Regions from separate parts of the Homo sapiens genome. Here region 2 is linked to region 1. Evidence: chromatin loops called from intact Hi-C (ENCODE). Cell type or tissue: HepG2. All regions are shown on one strand. Each heading gives the region's core, and the rest is flanking DNA. Links, peaks and the distances in the headings are about the cores only.

Region 1 (5,372 bases), core at 80-5,079:
CCAATCTCTGCCTCACGATCCATGTCCCTTTCTAGGAGCATGTACTTCTACCCACAGCTCTGGCTGCTGTGTTTACATGCACAGCCCTGCCCTGCTCTCCCACCCTCCCTGGATGGTCATGGTCTTTTGGACCAGAGGTGGGCATCTGACCCAGGTCACCATCAACCAGGTTGACAAATCAGATCCTCTCTCAGCCAGAGACTGGATGATTTGATAGCTGAGGCATTAATAGTGCAGCAGCCACAGTGAATTGCAAGAATGTGTGTGTTAGTTAAGTTTCTACACTTGCCCTAAGTGTTCGACCTCCTGAGTTTTGATATTCAAGTTTTCCTTGAATTCTGAGAGCTCTGTATTCCTATGAGAAACTTTTCCCTAGGGCTACTTTGAAGAGGTTTCTGCAGGTCTGATCCTCTCTAACTTTTCCTGATCTCTACTTATCCATCTATGTGAGGGAGTGAGACGAAGCACATGTGTAAAGTCCCCAGCACCGGGCCTGTATCTGTGCTCTCTATTTTTTTCTATATTTGAGTTTTTTTAGTTATCCACAATTATCAATAACGTTGAAATGAGCAGTTTTCCTTCCTTAAGATTAGTCCTTTGGTGTCGATTTCTTTTTTTTTTTTTTTGAGACAGAATCTCACTCTGTTGCCCAGGCTGGAGTGCAATGGTGCAGTCTTGGCTCACTGCAACCTTCACCTCCCGGGCTTAATCAATCCTCCCACCTCAGCCTCCCTCCCAAGTAGCTGGGACTACAGGCGTGGTCCTACTTGTCTCAGGTCCTACTTTTTCCTGTGTCCCTGATTATTGTTTAGTCCCAGCTACTCAGGAGGTTGAGGCGGGAGGATCTCTTGAACCTGAGAGATAGAGGCTGCAGTGAGCTGTGATTGTGTCACTGTACTCCAGCCTGGGGGACAGAGTGAGACCCTGGCTGGAAAAAAAAAATTGTTTTAAGACTTTATTGCTCCTATTGGAATAAGGGAAGAAGTTGAACTCAACTCTGAATACAGTGAAGACAATTGGGGATTTACAGCAGAGGAGCAGAGTGAGGGGATCAGTGGGTGGAGAATTACTAAGAGGAACTTGATTAGATATCAGGGGCAGGGGGATTCTTATTAACTGACTTAGGATTGTTGCTAACGCTGGGCTCAGCAGTCCAAGGTCAAGGCCTAGCTGAGAAGATGGCTCAGAGGAGCCCAACTAAAGTTTCTAAGGAGGGGTCTTTGTCATTTCTAGGGCTTTGCATGTGAATGCTCTTGACTGAAAATAGAAATTAACCCTTGACTGTGCAATCTGATGGCCATTGTTTTCCTATGCTAGGCTGTCAGGTACCTCGTTGACCAGGTAGGGTGAGGCCAGGGCTTGGAGCTGAAAGCCATTTACAGCAGGCAAAGATCAAGCTCTTCCACAAAGACTTGCAGTAGGAATCCTCTGGGGTAGCAGTTGACAAATATTCTCTTCTTGACCAGCCTCCAGTGAGGCTCCTTGAAGCCCTTGAAGCATTGACTTTCAGTGTCTGCTCTTGTGGGGCTTGAGTTGCCCATTTTAGCAAGAATCCTGTTAATCAATTTATTGAGAACTTCTTACCCTTGATATCTAATCACTCAATATCTGATCAAATTCTCCATCCTCCACCCCGCCCCCAGGTGATATCTGATCACCCAGGCCTACCTTCAGCATAATCCTGTTAGGTCTGTTTAACCAGAATCCGTGCTACCCCTGACATTTCCTCTTAGTCATTTTCCATCTACTGCCCCCATCCTGCTCCTTGGCTGGGGTAAAAACCTGTTTGTGCATGCTGTATTCAGAATTGAGCCCACTTCTGTACTGAGGTCTCTTTCCCCTTATTGCAGTACTTTCTGATTTAAATCTGTTCTTACTGCCGTAACTACCATCAGACACTGATTTTGTTTGACTAGGTCTGAGCGGGAAAGTTCCGAAGAATAGGAGTGGCTGAGTTAGCTACGGAGTTCATTTGGGGCCGGGAAGCAGAGAGGAAGACAACGATAATTATGATGAAGAACACGTTTTTGATGTCAGAAAGTACAACACTTCCCATTATGCACTGCATGTGAGCCTCACACCTGCCCTGCAGTGGAGGAGTAGATAGTTTACAGGTGAGTGAGCCCAGAGGGAAGGGGATTTGCCAGTGATCACGAGGCCAGCGAGTGCCTTTACTACTTCGTAAGACCCCTATTAAGTGAAGTAGAATTGTTCATTCTCTCCACCATATAACCAAAGCACAGCTTGGGAAAGTGATTTGACTAGAACCTTTTTCGGAAGCTGTCTGCAGTGGTTATCATCTCCTAAAGGAAAGTCAATTTAAAAATTAAAGGATGTACCCACTAGGGGGCAGCAGAGACCAGCTGTGCCTCACGGCTTCCCCACCATGTGTCTCTAATTTGCCACTGATCCTTCGGTGAGAATTCTTCAGCTATTATTTTAATTAACAGACTGCTCAGTCTGTGCTTGCAAAATATCTGTGAAAATCTGCATACACCTCTCTCTCTGAATTCTCTTGGAAATCCAAGGGATTATCTTATCCATGTGTACTGTTCTAGTAATATTAATTTACTTCATCCTCATAGCAAGCAGCCCTATGCAGTAAATACTGTCATCCCCATTTTGCACACAAGGAAACTGAGGCACATAGCCATTCAGTATTTTCCCCAAGGTCACGCTGCAAGGCAGTGACAAAGCCAGGATTTTTTGTTGTTGTTTTTTAAGACAGAGCCTTGCTCTGTCGCCCAGACTGGAGTGCAGTGGCGCCATCTCGGCTCACTGCAACTTCCGCCTCCCGGATTCAAGTGATTCTCCTGCCTCAGACTCCTGAGTAGCTGGGATTACAGGCACCCGCCACCACACCTGGCTAATTTTTGTGTTTTTAGTGGAGACGGGGTTTCACTATATTGGCCAGGGTGGTCTCGAGCTCCTGACCTCAACTGATCCGCCTGCCTCGACCTCCCAAAGCGCTAGGGTTACAGGCGTGAGCCACCATGCCCAGCCTCAAACCCAGGATTTAAACTCAGGCAGGCAGACTCCAAAACTGACACCAGCCACTGTAATCTGCTTGGGAGAGGGGCTGCTCCCCTTCTCTGGACCTCTTCTCAGACCCATGTGCCAAGTGTTGATACAAGCACTCCCCATGTAAGTGCTGAACACCAATAAGTTTCGGGAAGTGTGCAGGCAGTGGAGATAAAGATAGCAAGGCAGGCAAGGTCCCTGCCTTCTTGGTATTTACAGGTTGAATATTAAAAGACACACAATGTCTTTCAGCATGGAGTGTGCCTACTGTGTGCAAGCTCTGGACATCCTTACCTAACTGTGACATGCTACCCACTGTGTGCAGGTCTTTACATACTTTATTTCATTTACTCTCATTTTATTTTCAGTTAGGGTCTCACTCTGTTGCTCACGCTGGAGTGCACTGGCACGATGGCAGCTCACTGCAGCCTCGACCTCCAGGCTCAAGTGGTCCTCCCACCTCAATCTCCTGGGTAGCTGGGACCACAGGTGTGCACCATCACACCCAGCTAATTTTTTAATATTTTTTGTAGAGACAGGGTCTCCCTATGTTGCCCTGGCTGGTCTTGAACTCCTGGGTTCAAGCAATCCTCCCACCTTGACCTCCCAAAGTGTTGGGATTACAGGTGTGAACCACTGTGCCCGACCTCATTTACCCTTCACAACCCCACAAGGTTGGTATTAGTTAACATTTACTATGTGGCCCTTTGAAGCACAGTTCTGGTGTTGGACTTCCCAGCTCTGCATTTTATTAGCTGTATCATGTTGGACAAGTTATTTAAGGACCTCACTCATCTAAGCCTGTAGGTGCTAATAAAAGTTCCCATTTCAGAGAAGTATTATAAGGATTAAATGAGCAAGTCCCTGTGAAGCACTTAACACAGCTTTCTTTTTTATTTTATTTTTAAAGTAAAGAGGTGGGGTCTCACTATTTTACCTTGGCTGGTCTTAAACTCCTGAGCTCAAGCGATCCTCCCACCTTGGCCTTCCAAAGGAGTACAGGTGTGAGCCACTGTGCCTGGCCAACAGAGCTTTCAGTACATGTTAACTATTATCATTTGTGTGTGTGTTTTGTGCTTCAGGTGACTAGACAGAAGCTTGTAGGGGTTAAGCCCCTTGCTGAGAGTCACAGCTAGGAGAAGGCAGGATAACATCCTGCCTGGGCTGTTTTCTTCTGGAGGCACTGCAGTTTTCACTGTGGCTTGACACTCTAAGGGAGGGGCTGGGATGGAATTCTACATGGGCCACAGAGATTGCTCCAGAAGGAGAATGGCCACCTTGCCCAGTGTAGGGTATGCCAGAGCAGAGCGGGTCAGCTTCCTTCCAGGCAGAAACATCTGCCGTTCCCACCACCTTGGTGCTCTGCTCTCAGATACCTGCATGGCTGAGGACCTGCTCTCAGGTGAGATGGTTTGCCCTGAAAGGGGCAGAGCTGCCAGAGTCCAAGCGGTCTGCAGGAGACTGCAGTTTGACCATGCTGCTTGCTGGTACAAGGAAATTTTTGGTAGGCAGATTTCAGGAGGTCCCACGCAAGTGTCACAAGCCAGAAACTTGAGATGTTGGACCCCTTTCCACTTGATCCAGCATCTGGGAAAACCTGAGCCTGCAGTTGGGGCCACTTGGCCAACTCTCCATAGATCTTGTTGAATCAGCTTAAACCTGGGCTTGTCAAATTCTGGATCTCAGCAGCCCAACTTGCAATTTTAAATCTTTGACCACTGTTCCCTGGCAGACCTAGGGCAATTTTTGTTTTCTCCAGAGAAGTCTGCCGAAGTTTCTGAGGTGAAGTTTCCAAGCTGATGAATTGGAAGCCCAGACTTGGCAGCTCTCAGCCAAGGAGGGCTGCAGTTGGTGGAATGTGAAGAATGCCCAGGGACATCTGGTCTGCCTTGCATCTGTTTTTCAGGCCAGCCCGCATTCTTCCTGCAGGAGAGAGCTTCAGCCATAGGCCTAGAAACACTGGGGCCCCTTTGATCCATGCCTCCTACCTCAGCTCCAAGTTGGACGACATTGAGTGCCATACTTGCTTTCCCTGGGCCTTACCTCTTCTATAAACAGGGTGGCAAGTCCTGCCAGGCCTGGGATTTACATGCCAGGGTCTGGAAGAAACAAGACAATAGGGATCCTTATTCTAATGCAAAGGAGGTCCCTGACTCCCTTAGGATAGAAGCTTCCTTACAAATTCTCTGAGGTCCTTGCTCTAAATTAAAACTCCCTGAGGGCTCCTACTTCTTTTCTTTTCTTTTTTCTTTTTCTTTTTTTGAGATGGAGTTTCACTCTTGTTGCCCAGGCTGGAGTGCAATGGTGTGATCTCGGTTCACCACAACCTCCACCTCCCGGGTTCAAGTGAT
Region 2 (5,372 bases), core at 235-5,234, 130 kb after region 1:
ATCCCTTGCCCGCTTCCCCCATGTCTGTACCAACAGAGTGGACGGGAACCAAGAAGTGGAGCAGTGCCTGCCCTTTAGGAGGAGCAGGGAAAGGATGATCCCATGCCCTTCTTGCCTGTGGACTCCAGGGTCTCTCCTAGAGCATTTTCTCCACCCCCAACCCATCACTGTCATGGGGGCCCTTTGTTTAGGTGGCCCTGGGTGTCTGAAGGCAGAGAGTAGAGGTCACTAACTGGCTGCCTAGGGACCGAGTCTGGCCTGCAGATGTGTATAGGTCGTCCTGCATAGTGTTTTTAAACATTTTTTAAATTGGGGAAGTTTCATACAAACATCTGGATTTCCAGCTTTGCTGGAAAATCTGAAGATCTGGCAACCCAGGTCCAAATTCCCACATGGCAGCCATCAGCTGGCAAAGCCACAGGTGCCCCGTTCAGCTGGGGCACAGCCTACCCCTCAGAGGACAAGATGAGAGGGGAGGGGACGCTCAAGCTGTCCCTGGCCGTGGCTCCAGGTTCCAGGATAGCAGCCTGGAGGTTTCCAAAAGCTGTGTCCTCCTCCCCTTGTGGCCAGTGAGGACAGAGAACTGCTTTGTCAGCTAATGAAGGTGAGGCATGGTGGCTGCATGGTGGGAAGCCCGACAGCCTCCAAGCCTGCCTATTTCTTGACCACAAGGCTCAGTCCACTCCAGAAAGCCTGCTGGTGTTCCTAATGTAACATAAAACACCGCTGGCTTCCTGTCCTGGACCCCCTAGGACTCCCTCTCAGGCGGCAGTGGTCCCTGCACCCCAGGCTGGTGTGTCCAGGGCAACTGGGCAAACACTCGGGCGCTGCAGGGCCCAGGGCCGGCCTCCCACGCCTCGGGCCAGGGACACCCAGCAGTCCAGCAGTGTGGCCCCTGCAGTTTCCCCCTGCACGGGCCTGTTTACTTCTTCAGGGAATGCTGTAGGAGCCAGGCCCACTGAGCCGGAGAGGCCATTTCAGAACCACCAGGCAGATTTTTCATTCCAACTTCAAGGAGCTTCCAGAAAACCCAAACAAACATTTAAAAACGGCTGCCTCGCCACAGTTCTGGAGGCAGCGCCAAGGAGAAAGGCATTACCCGTGGGCCAGCCGGGGTCCCTGCCAGGAAGGAGGGTCCTGACAGGCTGGGCTGACTTGCAAGACCTGCTGCTCCAGCCAACTGGGTGTGGAGTCCCCATGAATGACTCGTCCCCACCCTCCATGCCCCGTGAGTGGAACGCGAGTGGATGGGTCATCTCTGCTCCTACTCTGTGTGGAATTCCCTCTCCTCTATCACACTTCCACATCACACTTGCCCTTCAAGACTCCTGGAGAACACTGATCCCCCGGGGTCTTCTGGGGCCACCCTCCGAGCCCCTAGGAAGCACCTTGGGACTTAGACACCCCCCTTTCCACTTTCTGCCTTCTACCAGAATTGGGTGCTTATGACTTTCTCTTCCCTGCTGGCCTGGGGGGCCCCTTAGAGGAGGAGATTCAAAAAGACTCAGCAGCTTCAAGTCCCACCCCACCTTTCCCAGCTGGGTGGCCTTGGACTTGTCACTTCTTCATTTTTACAGTTCTGTGTCCTCAGCTATAAAATGCGGTGGATAGTGCCAACCTGCTAGGGTTGTTGTGAGGGCAAGGGAAGAAAATGTGTGTGGCGTGTCTAGCACTTTGCCTGGGACATAATCGAGACTGAAGGAATATTGGACAAATAAAAAGCCAGAAGGAATGACCACCTGGGAGGGTGAATTGCCCCACACATCCAGCCCTGTGCCTGTGCCCCATGCAGCCCACAGCCCACAGTCCAAGGGAGGTGGGCAGATGAAGAGGATGGAACTTTCTAATGTCCCTCTCAGCCTGCAGGGGCTCTCCTGAAGCATTTGCAGCACAGCCCCTGTTAGCCACAAAGGCAAGCACAGTGTTGCCTTTTCCCACTGCACAGGGCCCCGTTGCTGAAGGCCCACCCTTCTGCTGTGAGGAAGGCCAGGAGGTCTGGCCGGCTTCGCTGCTGCTGCTGCGGGTGCTGGCCCTCCTGCAGGGCCCGGTTTGCAGGGAGCCCAGGACTTTGCACTTGACTCCCTCAGAAGCTGGTGTCCACACTTCTCCCTCCCCCACTTGGGACAAGCTGCCCTTGTTTGTCTCTTTCATTCATTCTTAAGTCTGGCCTCTGTTGAAGCCACAAATTAAACACACACACACACACACACACACACACACACACACACACACTCACGGCCTTGACTCCACAGCCTTCACTCCTGACTGGACCTCCTCTGAACAGAGGCTTCCTGTGCTATGGAATGCGATTCCTGCTGGCTGAGGAGAAGTGGCTTTCAGGCCGCTGGGCAGGGGCGCCTCTTACTTCACTGAGTGTGGCTGCCACCACTTCAGCAGCTTCTCCTCCTCTCCTGCTACCCCGAACACCTCAACCCCAGCCTGAGTCCCGCTGCCTCTATTTCCTGTTACCTCAGAGGGCTCAGCTGCCAACCAAGACGCCTGCGGGTGGCCTCAGCTCCTGAGTGCTGGACACCCTGTGACTTAAACCCCCTAATACCTCAGCACCAAACATGCACGGAGCGCTTTGGCTGTCCAGGGAAAGCAGGGCAGAAGCCGGGGAGCACAGATTTTGGAGCCACACAGGGTCAAATACTCAGTCTGCCCCGTCCTAGCTGAGTCACTGAAAGCAAGTTGCCCAACCTGTCTGAACCTCAGTGTGCTCGTCTGCAAAATGGGAATGCCTTCCTTATACTTCTGAAGAGAGAACATGGAAGTACTCTATGAATTTTAAAGAGCTGTGTCAATAGTGGTTGCCACTGAGTATAGGGCATTGGGATAGGTCTTGGGAATACAAAGACAAATCACACGGGGGGTTTTATCATCAAGGACCTCCTGACTAGTGAGGTGGATGAGGCGCGTAGAACAACATAGAGGAAAGAGAACTTCTTAAAGGGGCCTGATGACATATCTGGGAACTTCAATCCAACCATCATATTTGGGCAGCAATGGGTGGTGGCATTGCACTCAGCCTTGAACCAAGGGAATGATGCAGGACCCAGGCCTGCTGAGCCAGAGAGGCCATTTCAGAACCACTAGGCAGATTTTTCATTCCAACTTCAAAGAGCTTCCAGAAAACCCAAACAAACATTTGAAAACGGCTGCCTCGCCACAGTTCTGGAGGCAGCGCCAAGGAGAAAGGCATCACCCACGGGCCAGCAGGGTCCCTGCCAGGAAGGAGGGTCCTGACAGGCTGGGCTCACCTGCAAGACCCGTTGCTCCAGCCAGCTGGGTGTGGAGTCCCTATGAATGACTCGTCCCCACCCTCCGCTCCCTGCGAGTGGAACGCATGTGGATGGGTCATCTCCGCTCCTACTCTGCCTGGAATTCCCTCTCCTCTATCACACTTCCACATCGCAGGTCAGGGTCTGGACAAGCAGAGAGTCTGGGGCAGGGAACAGCAGCATAGAGACCTGGGGGGGCTGTTGCATACAGCACACCTGGGACAGCCAGAGGGGCAGAGTGGGAAATGCATTGGTAGGAGTCCATGGGAGAAAGGGTGTTCTCACCTAAGATGGGTAAACAAGGAAGTTGGTGTGGCCAGTGGAGGGCACAGAGGAAAGCAATGAGAGACCCCAGTCTGTGCAGGGGTGGTATTTGGGATGCAAGGTGAAACCTCCAGGTGGGGAGGGATTACTTTAGCAACTGCCCATGTCTATACCATGAGCTCAGCGGGGCAACTTTGCCCCCAACAGCTGGCATCTTGAATGAAAAGAAATGACACTAATAATGTCCCCAAATAAATGCAAAGATGCTTGGTTCAGATGCTCTAGAATATCTGTTTACTTCCTCTTGAAGGAAGGCAGATGGGGAAGAAGGAAAATATCATCAGATAGTATTTGGAACAAGACTTCCAGCCAACCAGTGGCAACTTCTTGGAGGCAGTCTGGTGAAGTGGCTGGAACTCTGGCATTAGAATCTGAGTTTTGACTGTATGTTTCTGGGCAACCCTTGGTTTCCTAAGCTCCAGTGACCTCTCAAGGGTGTTGTGAGGACAGACATGAGCTGGTGCCTGTGTTCTGTACCAGGTTGCCATAAAGAATGGTGTTCTTTGCGTCTTGTCATTTTGAACTCCTCTTCCAAAGGAGCCTGGGAAACCCTCTGCTTACCTGATTCTAGACTCCACCACCCATCATTTACACCCCTCCCATCTCTCTCGTTCATTCCATTTGCATATCCATCTGTCTGTCTATCAAGCATGGAATCTGGTATGACATCACTCTCCCCCATCTGTGCGTCTCGGAGTGCTTATGAAGCAAATCATTCTGAGCAACCACAGATAACTGAGGAGGGCCTGGTAGTGCCCTGGAGTTTTAGCAACCTCATCTTCTCCTTGGCCTCAGGGCCTGTGCTGGGGGCCAGACACATCCCTTAGACCACAGTCAGCAGATGATTGCAGATAGAATAGGGATGTTGGATGTGGGTCTGTTCCCAGTGAAGGGGAGAGTGGTTCTGGGGCCAGCTCTGGTAGTTGGGAGCTAGGGACTGGGGAGAAATTAGAAATAACGTTTCCAAAATAGAACTCAAGGCAGCCAGGGGCTCAGGACATCTTCTAGGACTCCACTGCTTAGCCCTTACAATCCTATCACATTATTCTGCCTTGCTGCAAAATATCACTTATAACTTCCTACTGCTCTGGTCCTGGTAACTGCAGGGTCTTCATTTGCTGAATGCCCTGTTGGATAAAAAAATTAAAATCTGGGCGTGGAAGCTGACACCAGACCAAATTTCTCTGCATAATAAGCAGGAGGCCTTTGGATGTGATGGAGGTAGAGGGTAAGGCTGGCAGAAAACCCAGGAGGTAAGGAGGCAGAAAACCCAGGAGGTAAGGAGGCAGAAAATCCAGGAGGAAAAGGAAAAACAAAAGAACTCATAGGATTGGACGCTATGGCAAAAGGAACTATGGAAAACAGAAACGTTTGAGGAAGGTTTTCAAGCTGTTTTTTACGGAATGTGTGTCTCCAAGCCGTCCTTCCCTGTGAGACCTTCAGCAAAATGTCTGCCATGTTCATGAATGCATTTGGTACAAGTGGACGAAAACCAGAGACAACCCGCAGGGATGCCAGACACTGGCGAAACAATTTGTTTGAAATCACTGCCTTAATTTCTCACAGAGGAAGGCATTTTTCTGCCCTTCGGAACACTGTCCTCCTCAGCCCATTAATAGCACCAGTCCTGAAAAAGATGCCTTTTCGCTCTTAGAGAAGCAGAACTGAAGGTCAAGCCAAGCTCAGCACACTTAACTCTTCAGTTTGGGCAACAGAAGGCTTTACCAGAATTTTAAGGCCAGGAAAATGCACTAACAGTGGATAGGG

Evidence for each region. A loop is a pair of places that touch in the nucleus more often than their neighbours do. Peaks named below come from ENCODE experiments on the same cell type or tissue, not always from the same donor. Only the 100,000 strongest peaks of a DNase experiment are listed, where the experiment ranks them.
Region 2: a loop joins it to region 1, with 10 times the contacts of the local background. A loop is called at or near these places in 4 of 110 quality-filtered maps.

Annotation. Positions count from the first base shown.
Region 1 is chr15:80,967,204-80,972,575 of GRCh38, reverse strand. It overlaps a transcript of MESD not described here. Among named protein-coding and RNA genes, the nearest start is that of MESD, 20 kb to the left of the region's middle. In HepG2, for the core only: a CTCF peak has its summit at 2,356 (motif pointing right); DNase peaks (open chromatin) are centred at 2,345 and 4,955.
Region 2 is chr15:80,836,150-80,841,521 of GRCh38, reverse strand. The region is part of intron 1 of CEMIP (cell migration inducing hyaluronidase 1); the gene reads right to left. Among named protein-coding and RNA genes, the nearest start is that of MIR549A, 3.2 kb to the left of the region's middle. In HepG2, for the core only: no CTCF peak of the experiment used is centred there; a DNase peak (open chromatin) is centred at 2,181.